Regions from separate parts of the Homo sapiens genome. Here region 1 is linked to region 2. A link is an interaction called in ENCODE POLR2A ChIA-PET data of the cell type or tissue named here. Cell type or tissue: CD4-positive, alpha-beta T cell. All regions are shown on one strand. Each heading gives the region's core, and the rest is flanking DNA. Links, peaks and the distances in the headings are about the cores only. Region 1 has its middle 36 kb from the start of CBR4-DT. Region 2 overlaps CLCN3 (chloride voltage-gated channel 3).

The links. Peaks named below come from ENCODE experiments on the same cell type or tissue, not always from the same donor. Only the 100,000 strongest peaks of a DNase experiment are listed, where the experiment ranks them.
Region 1: POLR2A ChIA-PET joins it to region 2 with 6 read pairs; 2 of 35 experiments call an interaction of 5 or more read pairs at or near these places.

What each region holds. Positions count from the first base shown.
Region 1 is chr4:169,044,140-169,049,522 of GRCh38, reverse strand. No RefSeq gene overlaps it. Among named protein-coding and RNA genes, the nearest start is that of CBR4-DT, 36 kb to the right of the region's middle. In CD4-positive, alpha-beta T cell, for the core only: no CTCF peak of the experiment used is centred there; no DNase peak of the experiment used is centred there.
Region 2 is chr4:169,657,507-169,662,889 of GRCh38, reverse strand. The region is part of intron 2 of CLCN3 (chloride voltage-gated channel 3); the gene reads right to left. Among named protein-coding and RNA genes, the nearest start is that of CLCN3, 40 kb to the right of the region's middle. RefSeq lists a silencer at 2,198-2,257 and enhancers at 2,558-2,657, 1,840-2,712. In CD4-positive, alpha-beta T cell, for the core only: no CTCF peak of the experiment used is centred there; a DNase peak (open chromatin) is centred at 2,719; H3K4me3 peaks cover 945 bases; H3K27ac peaks cover 1,161 bases.

The sequences.
Region 1 (5,383 bases), core at 288-5,287, 610 kb after region 2:
AATCCCAGCTCTTTGGGAGCCCGAGGCGGGCGGATCACCTGAGGTCAGGAGTTCAAGACCAGCCTGGCCAATGTGGTGAAACCCCATCTCTACTAAAATACAAAAATTAGCCGGGCATGATGGCGAGTGCCTGTAATCCCAGCTATTCGGGAGGCTGGAGACTCGCTTGAATCCGGGAGGCGGAGGCTGCAGTGAGCTGAGATCACGCCACTGCACTCCAGCCTGGTGACAGAGCGAGACTCCGTCTCAAAAAAAAAAGAAAGAAAGAAAGAAAGAAACAGTGCATAACAGGGGCAGGGCTGTTTGCAATGTGATGAAAGCATAATGGTGCTGCAGTCCTGGGCCTGATGTCATCTTGAGACTGGATGTTGGTAGGATGGTGCCCTTCTGTAATATGTTTAGTAGCTGCACTTGCTGAATTGACAGCCTCTCTGTTTAAAACTGACAAGGAGAAAATTAAAGTTTCCCCTGCTTTTCATGTCATGCATGAATAACCAATTGCTTGGCAGCTAGTTAAAATTCATATTTCTCTTGTCAGGTTTTTAGAGACTGTGAAGATCAGGTTAATGTAAGCCTTCCCTCCTTTTGCCCTCTTGGCTAACTAGCTAGTTATATTTGCATTTCTTTTTATATAAATCTTTTTTTTTTCCTGTCCCTTTGACAGCACAGTATCAGAGATGGCATATTATCTTCAGATGTGCCATGCTGGAAAGCGTTTGCTCTTATATAAATATAGAGGCAGAAAGAGACTGTCTTTCTTCGCACGTATCCAATCCTTTTAGGTATCCAATCCTTTTAATGACTCCAAGTCAAAGGTTGTTTTTTCTCACCAACAAAAAGGATTTGTCAACTACCAGGAATCTGAGAGTTTTCTAATCCTACTGGGGTGGGAAGTTCTAAACATTGTGACATAGACTTTTCTATTTGTATAGAGTCACTCACAGATCCTACACCATGCAATTGTATCATTGCCTCATGGAAAAGAAGACGCTCTTCAACTTTAACATGTTTTTGACACCTGCTAAACACCTGGTAATGCTAGCTTTCTACTCAGGTCTCTTCTCAGCTCTCTTCTCAGCTCTACAGATTATAAATCTTTAATGCTGACAAAGGAGTTATCCTGCTGCTGCCAGAAAGAAGCTACACAAATTTTGCGATGCTGTGAGGCAAGGCACAAATCTCAGAACTGTGGAAAACAGAGAATCTTTCCCTTCTTCAGTTGTGTCTTCTTGCCACAACTTCCATAGAATCGCAGCTGAGAGTCACTGGCAGCTGTAGCCACATCTTCTCTCCAAATCACAGAGAAATAACTGAGCGGGGAATTAAGAGTTGTCTCTGGGTTGCACAAACAATGTCTCAGGAACACGCTGGCCACCACTCTGTATGAGGAATGAGAACTGGAGCGCAGGATATGAATTTTTCTCACCCTCAAAAAACCCAGGAGAGATACCCTCCTAAGGTTTATAGGAAATTTGTTCCTGACCCAAGGGTCAGAGAATAGCTTACTATGAATTTTAATTGGCTCCCAAGTAATTGCTAATTCATCTCTGACTTTGGCAGGAAAAAAAAATTAAATGTTAAAGAAATGAATTTAGCAGGAAGACTTTTTTCCCTTCTTTTCTTTTCTTTTTTATATGAGCACGGTCCTACAGCTGTTGAAGCCTAACAGAGAAGATGGTAAATAAACATGCAGGGCTAGGGGCGTTCATTTGCAGAACTTTCTGCTTGAAGAGGAGCCTGGAAAACTGCAGGACTCATTTGGGATTACAAATCTTTTTTTTTTTTTTTTTTTTTTTTTTTTTTTGAGACAGGGCCTTACTCTGTCACCCAGGCTGGAGTGCAATGGTGCTATCTCAGCTCACTACAACCTCTGCCTCCCAAGTTCAAGTGATTCTCCCACCTCAGCCTCCTGAGTAGCTGGGATTACAGGCACATGCCACCATGCCCAGCTAGTTTTAGTATTTTTAGTAGAGATGGGGTTCTGCCATGTTGGCCAGGCTGGTCTCGAACTCCTGACTTCAGGTGATCCATCCGCCTCGGTATCCCAAAGTGCTGAGATTACAGGCGTGAGCCACTGCGCCGGGCCTGGATTATAAATCTTTAATGCTGACAAAGGAGTTATCCTGCTACTGCCAGAAAGAAGCTACACAAATTTTGTGATGCTGTGAGGCAAGGCACAGTGGGTGCGAGATGCAGAAGGGACAGGACACAGGAGGGCCTGTCCCCACCATGCAAGTCACATGAAACCAAAACCAACCTAACTTGGGTTTGAGAAACTAAAGTCCCAGGTGTTGGACTCACCTCTTGTCCTTGTGGACTTCAGAGGATCCGTCTTTGTCCCTACCCTTTCCTCTCATTTCCTCCCTCCCCAATTTTTTTCCCTGACATTTCTCTGCTCAAACTCACATTTTCTCTTATTTGATGTCTGCTACATATATAACATACAACATGTTTTAAAATGTATAGTTGAATCATCAAACATTGAGCATTCTTTCTGGGAATTTATGCTGCCTGGCAGATAACGTCCATCTGTTCACTCGCCATTCATTGCCAGTCACCTGTGCCCTTGTCTTTCTCTGTTGTGGAGGCTAAAGAGAGAAATTTTCAACTTCCCCAATTGCCCATGGCTAGGTGGAACCCGAGGAGTCTGGTTCCTGCTTAAATCCCATGTGTGGCTGGGCACGGTGGCTCACGACCGTAATCCCAGCACTTTAGGAGGCCGAGGCGGGAGGATCACCTGAGGTCAGGAGTTTGAGACCAGCCTGGCCAATATGGTGAAACCCTGTCTCTACTAAAAATACAAAAATCAGCTTGGGCGTGGTACGGGCGCCTGTAATCCCAGCTACTCGGGAGGTTGAGGCAGAAGGATCGCTTGAACCCGGGAGGCGGAGCTTTCAGTAAGCCAAGATCGCGCCACTGCACTCCAGCCTGGGTGACAGAACGAGACTCCGTCTCCAACAAACAAAAACAAAAACAAAACAACAACAACAACAAAACCAAACCCATGTGTGATTTTTTTCAGGCCTGACCGACTGCTATTCCAGAGGCATCACCCGTCAGGCCTCACCGGAAGGCTGCACAGCCGGTGCCACCTCAGAGAGTCTCTGGCAAGAGGTCAGCCTCCTCTGGCTGCTCCTGCCCTTTTGTGGATCTGCTTTCCTAGTCCAGGTGCTCTGTTCGGAGGGCTCAGGGACCCTTAAGGGAAGACACCTTTCTTCACTCTGACTCAGTACTTTTACACTCTCAGCTTTTTCCCCTCTCACTACCCAACTCCCCAGCCCCTGGTCCACAACCCTTCAGGAAGCCTTTGGTTAGGGGCCCCCTCAAGAGTGAGATGACCCCCACATCTGTGCTGATCCTCCTGACCCTGAACCGTATGGGTGCATTGTTCCAAGGGGAAAATGAAGCAGGAGAGCTCAGCACTCCCTCCAGTGTTAGCCTCTTGCTTGTACTACTGCAGTGCGGGATTAAAGTCTTCGCTATTACTTCCATTTGTGCTTGTTGTAGCTTCAAGTGGCTACTCTAACACCTGACAGCTCAGCTCCCTTCCAGCTCTACTGAGCTCCTGACAGCGCCATGCGATGCAATTTAATCTAAGAGGAATTCAGCCGCATGGTTATACCGGGGCACGGTGGAGAATAAATGACATTCTGCCTTTGTTCTGCCTAAAATACAGGTGTGATGACTGGAGATGCAGAAGCCATTCCATTATATCAACATAACATGATAAGCCAAGACCCTAAAGATGCTGAGAAAAATGGTCAAAAGAGCTTGGGGTTTTTTTGGTTTTTTTGTTTGTTTGTTTTGTTTTTTTTGAGGCAGTGGTCTCACTGTGTTGCCCAAGCTGGTCTCAAACTCCTGGCCTCAGGCTTCAGCCTCTCAAAACTGCTAGGATTACAAGTGTGAGCCACTGCATGAGACTGGGCTGTTTTTTGTTTGGTTTGGTTTTTTTAGAGACAGGGTCTTGCTCTGTCACCCAGGCTAAAATGTAGGGATGTGATCATAGCTCACTGCAGCCTCAACCTCCTTGGCTCAAGTGATCCTCCCACCTCAGCCTCCCAAGTAGCTGGGAATACAGACATGCACTACCACACCCAGCTAATTAAAAAAACAAAGTTTAGTAGAGACGGAGGTCTCCCTATGTTGCCCAGGCTGGTCTCGAACTCCTCACCTCAAGTAATCCTCCTACCTTGGCCTCCCAAATTGTTGGAATTACAAGCGTGAGCCACCATGCCCAGTACTGTCTGGTTTCTTAATAACATTGTTGAGCCATTGCAATAGCCTTGGGATATTGCTCTTTGTACTTTTTCTTATGCAAGAAAAACAGATTCACAAGTTATTTGATGACTCTCTTCCCATCAAAAGGAAAAGTCTAATTCTTTTTCCCTTGATTATGGATCAGCTTGAGCTTGTTGCTTCTAACAAATGGAAGAGAGCAACATGCTGGAGTGATCACATGGAGGAAGCACAAAGGGATACATGCCCAAGGGGCCCCAGCTGTTCCAGCCCCTAGACATTTGAATCTACTCAGGCACCAAGTAAGCAGGTGAATAGCCTTCAGGTGATTGCGGCCCACTCCCAGCTGAAGCCAAGTGGAGCGCAGATGAGCTTCCCCTGCTGAGCCCTGCCCAAATTGCAGATTTGGAAGCAAAATGAATATTGTTTTAAGCCACAAATTTGTGAGTGTTTTGTTACATAGTATAAGGAGCCAGAACAGCTCTACAGATGTAAATTATAGTCAGATATGTTGCTATTTATAACCAAAGCATTCCTAACTTATAAATGTTTCAACATTAATAAGCAGAAGAAAGTGTAATAATCTTATCAAGGTAATACAAGTTACTTGTTTAATATAACCACCTTCATGGCAAGCCTCAATTTCATAACCTAATCACTTTGAGTACAACTTGGACCTAATGGGTAGCTTTTTTTTTTTTTTTTTTTTTGAGACAGGGTCTTGCTCTGTCACCCAGGATGGAGTACAGTGACACAATCATGGCTCAGCACAGTCTCAAACTCCTGGGCTGAAATGATCCTCCTACCTCAGCATCCTGAGTAGCTGGGACTAAAGGCAGGCCCCACTATGCCCAGCTAATTTATAATTTTTTTTTTTTTCTGTAGAGATGGAGCCTTGCTATGTTGCCCAGGCTGATCTTGAGCTCCTGGGCTCAAGCAGTCCTCCAGCTCAACATCCCCAAGTATTGGGATTATAGGCATGAACCACCACTCTTGGCCTCTGTGTAGCATTTTATAGAAAATATAAAGTTGATATTATAAATTTTATATTAACAGATTTCTATAATTAAAAATCTTGGCTAGATTGTTTTTCCTTTACTCTTTTTTTTTGAGATGGAGTTTCACTCTTGTTGCCCAGGCTGGAGTG
Region 2 (5,383 bases), core at 170-5,169:
TGAGAGAGCTTGATTGTTTCTATATAGGAAATCTACCCCTAAAGATGGCTATTTCTGAAATGTCATCTTAATTTCTAATCTATCAATAGTATATCAAACTAATTCTAATTTGAATCTACTTATACTTCCAGACTTGACATTATTTACTTAAATAGGAAGCTTCACCATTTACCATCTCGCCTTGAAAAGTAGTATTAAATTCAATTTACTCAACAAAGGTAATCCTTGGCTATAGCACTCAGGGATTTACTAAACAGATCCATGTTTACTTTATTGATATCCTTCACAATTTTATACTTTATCTGCCTCTTCACTATCAGGCTGAAGATCAATTTTAATCATTATAGTTTTGTTCTTCCTCACAGGGAAGCTGATTCAGTTTTTTCGATTTGTTAGCTGCCTGTCTCCATCAATTCCATTGTGTTGACCCATGGCTACAACAGGTCATAAATTATGGACAAAAAATAACATCTTACGCATAGACACTAGGATACTACAGTATGTTTGAGGTAATACAGTACAGTCACGAAAGCCTAATAACTGACTTATCTCTACTACACATACACAATGTTACTTTCAAATAACAATGACTTATATTAATAGAATAAGTCTCATCAAGGGATAAAGAACCTATTTGAGCTGCCAAGAGTGGGACTGATTTAGATCCTAAGCAAGATTCTTAAAGGATTATTTATGAAAGTATAATAGAAATAAAAAGCTTACGTTTAGGTAATATCAGTAACCATGCCTACTCTCACATAAGTTTTGACTTATTTCTTATTATTTGCATATTTTACACTAAGACAGTCCATAAGTAAGTTCTGTCAAAGACTGTTAAGCTTCACAAAAGGAATTTAAATTTCTGAAGCCCAGGTATTCTGATCTATCATCATTAACAACCAAATGTTGTAATAGCATGAGGAAAATACAGTCTGTCTTGTTTTACAGTTTAATTACTGATTAGCAAATAATGTGACATTTGAACAGTCACTATTCATTCACCTTGCTTCCTGTTTAAAGAACTCCTTACCAGAAAACTGATAATCAGAACATAGGAAATAGAAGAATTTATGATCGTAACATTAAGAAAAAAAATTTAAAAAGCTCTGGGTGGTGTGATTACAAGAAATTATTTTCTTCTTTATGCTTTTAGATATTTCTTCCAAATGTTCTAACATATACATATACACATATATCAAAATTTTATTAAGAAGGTAACTCTGTAAGAGAAAGCACAATGTATGTAACATGATCCTTACACAGCTTTTCTCAAAATGTAAAAAGCAAGTTTTTACTAACTACAGAATACTGCAAGATAAATAATGCTACAACTGTTCAGACCCTAAAATAGTGTGTAGCAGACACAATGCAACCAACAGACATTTGTTGAATACATTATAATGTTTAAATTATAGTGGAACTTAATACTAAAAAAAAAGTGTTATCAGAACACAAAGTATATTTTAAATAAAGCAGGCTAATTATATTAGAAAAACATTATTACTTCCTTATATACTTACAAATAAAAGTTTGGGTTAAATCATAAGGTGAGTTTATAATATCATGCAGTAATTCAAACTAATGTGGCTCAAAAATGAAGTCACATAAGCTAAGAGATTTTTCTTGAAGTTCAATTTTTTTCTAGGACAACAAATGTCGACCAGTCTGTTTTTCGAATAAGCAATTAAACAAAAATGAAAAAAAGGGTAGTAATTAACATGCAATTAATTTTAAGGAGACTGAGGAAGTGCCTGCCAAAAGATTTACAGGCATGCTGGGTGCTCTTCTGCTTTTCACAAACCAATATTATTTTTTCTGACATTTAGTCAAATGTGTTTTATCATATCAAATTTCACAAGATACCTGTGGAAGACAATGTAGTATGTTACTCAGCCGAAATACATATTAAATAAAAAGTATTAATATAGAAATTATTCATCTTTACTATCATTTTAAAATGTTCTAAAATGTAGGTAAAGCTTTTGCTATAAATTTACTTTGTGGTGTAAAATCTACATGGTAATTGGCAGCAGCTAAAATATAATGGTACATAGGCACCTGATTTCTCTGTGTAAATTAAAGGAAATGTAAGTTTTCTGAAGGAAGAAAAACATTACTTTTTAGATGCCAACCAACACGACTTTAGTTGGCTGTAAAAGCAGATTAATTCATTTTCAGAGTTAGAAAGAAGATTTTCATGCAGAAGATGGAGTCGGAGCCCGACGTGATCTGAAGCAGTACTAATCTGCACAGAGAAAACAATCAGGGATGGCTACACAACCATTCAGAAGGTTGCATTTTCCCCTTACTAACAACCCAGGGCAACTAAACAACGTACTGCAGTATTTAAAGGACAAACGAGAACCAGTTTAAGCTAGAGGACCGCCCAGCCGCATGCAAAACATACCAACAGAGAATTCACAGCAAGGGGATAGTATTACCTCTTTTATGTAATTCCCTCAGGGGAATACTGTCTCCTCCCCCGTCATAAGGCAAATAAGGGTCGGAAGAAGCATCCATGATTAGAATTTTTAAATAGAAGAAGAAAAAGAAAAAGAAAAAGCTTGCTAGCTTAAAAAGAAAGTGACATTTCTTCCATCCCTGCTGCAGCAAGCAAGGGAGATGCCATATTTGATGAGGTTAAAACTGTAGTTCGACTCGCTGAAGCAACTGGGTTCTTCCACAGTGGATGATGTCATCAAAGGGAAATTATTGCAGCCTGGTTGCTAGTGGCTACAATCTAGCAAGGCTTAGAGGCGGCACAGCCTTCTTAATCAGGTCCTGCTACGTATGACAATGACTAAGCTCCAAGTACAACACACAAAACTGGTTTGAGAATTTTGAAACACTCACAATACAGCTTCGGTAGCATCAGTGGTAACTACAGTAAAACAATAGAAACATTATTTCTTTTGGTTTTAAGATAAATATAAAGGGGAAAAAGTAATACAGAGATGTAAAAAGGAAATTTTGAATGCAGACAATGCCCTTTTTCATTTCTAATGTAGAAAAATGAGAGCAGCACTCTAGTAAGTTTGTGTGGTTTTACGAGAGAATGTACTAGTTTTATACAGTAATGTCATGTGAGTCATAGCCATAAAAAAACTACAATATGCCAAAGGTTTCTCAAGAAACTTGGTTCTAAGTCTATTAAAAATAAAAAAAAAATACTCTATAATACAGCAGCCTTTCATTGAGGATTTAAAAACCGAATAACTGAAGAGTTGAATAGTGTTTTATCCCACTCACCAATCTCCTCCAGCGGCTTCTTGTTTCCTTTCTTGAAGGAACTAGCTAGTAAGACATTGTAGCTTTTGAGGAGAAAGAAAACTATCAACGTACTAAGTAACTTTACTATTGTATGTGTCTAAACTACGCAAAAAAGAGGTTTACTAAGCAGAGGGCTTTCCTATCTCTACTAGCTTCCTATTTTATCTCATAAGGGTTTTGTGTTTTTAACTTTTAGCAAAAATGTGTCTCAAAGTGAGGTACTCAACTGTTCTAGAAATTGTTATAAAATTCAGAAATTGTCTCTTTAATAGAAATTTTTATGAAGTTCAGAAATAAAGCAACTTTCTTGTTTAAAACTGTCATTAAAAACAAAAACAAAAACCGCACAATGCTTATTGAAGATCAGAGTTCAATATTTTATAGCTACCTCTGAGAGGATTCCTCTAGACTGGGAGATTCTCCTCCTGAAATGCCTGTTACACAGTGTCACTAAACAACAACAACAACAAAAGGTGTTGTTCATTAGAAGCAATTCCACAGAACTCAAGGGTTCTATAAAATTTGTTTTCCTAAAGTATTGAATGAGACAATCTCTAAGGTCCACTCGAACTGAAAGTGTTTACATGAAAATTGGAGGTGAGAGAAGGAAAGAGAAAACTCAGAGGGCAGTAAAGAGAAGAGAGAAATTCTCTTCAATTTGTGGAGTACTAAATTTTACTTATTTAGGGTCTTTTTAAAAAACTGTATAGGTTAAATCAAGTTTTTATATTTTAAATCTCAGATAAACAGAGCTTCTTATAAAATCTCACCTGAAATTTGGGAGACAGGGTTCCAGGAAAGGAATATAGACTAGAATTACTGCCACAGGAATATTCTATCTTATCCTGATTCTAGCTATTAAAATTTTTGATAGGATAGTAGGTGATTTTTTTCTTTATTTTCTGTATTTTTCAAATATTCTTGGCAATTTTTTCTCCTATGCTCCTTCCTGCACACTGAGCCAATAGTTTTTTTAAACAAGGAAAGCTTTGACAAAGGCTAACTGTACTAAATTAGCTCAATGTAAATTTGGGAGTGTGTGGTTCTTTTATATGTTTTACCACCATATAATTTTTCTAAATATATAATTGTATGGCATTTATAAAGGATTTTGTTTTTATACCATTCATGTTCTTATATGTCTTTACATAAAAAATGAAAATCTATCCACAAGTTTTCCCGGTATTTGTAGGCACTCTCTTAACTTGTTTTTCCTGATCTACAACTTGATCATAAAGAATGAAAATGACAGTCAGCACTCACTGATGGGGGAAATCCTCCCGGTAAAATAAATACTGACAATGCTTCATATTGTAAAAGTTTTGTAGCCATATTTGAATTATTTTTAAAGATAAACAATTGTGTGTATATATAATATATATCTATATAATTATATTTGTATAGAATTAAGTTTAGAATAAAACACATCAAGCCCTTAGCAATTGTTATCACTGAGACATAAGGTAGAGAGGTTGAGGAGTACATTCAGTGTTTATATAATTCCACACTGTTTAAACAAATATATTACTTTTGTAATAATAAACCTAAAAATCTTTAAAACTTCAGAAGTAAACACATCTCTTGTGTTTATGGGGTCCACAACTGCCACTTTCTTAAAGTAAAAGAATCAGTACACAGGTTAAGTCCAATCACAATTTAGAAAAGCACAAGGTAGACTGGAAGATGTGGCAAAAGAGGACTTTGACACATAAGAGGACTTTGATAGAGACTTTTTATTACCATATTAACAAACTGAATTACAGTCAGGGTGGAGCCCAGATAGAGAGAGAGCAGAAGACAAATTCAAGAATTCCTAGGCATAGCTCTGGAAAAATGCTCAGGATGAATTCTAAAGAACCAAAATCACAAGTAGCACACATGAAGCCATCAAAATTCAAAAGGAGAAGTTATTTTTACTTTCGAACGCACCCTCCACTGTAATCTCAACTTGATGTGGAAATCTGGATAAATCACAACCTCTCTGGGATGTCTCTGTATCTACAAACCAGGAAGGCAGAATAGATGATAATAATATTTTAAGAGTTCTACCTTTAAGCCGCCCCTTGTAACAGTAATGATCTGAGAAATCTACAATATTAGAAGTACTTAAATT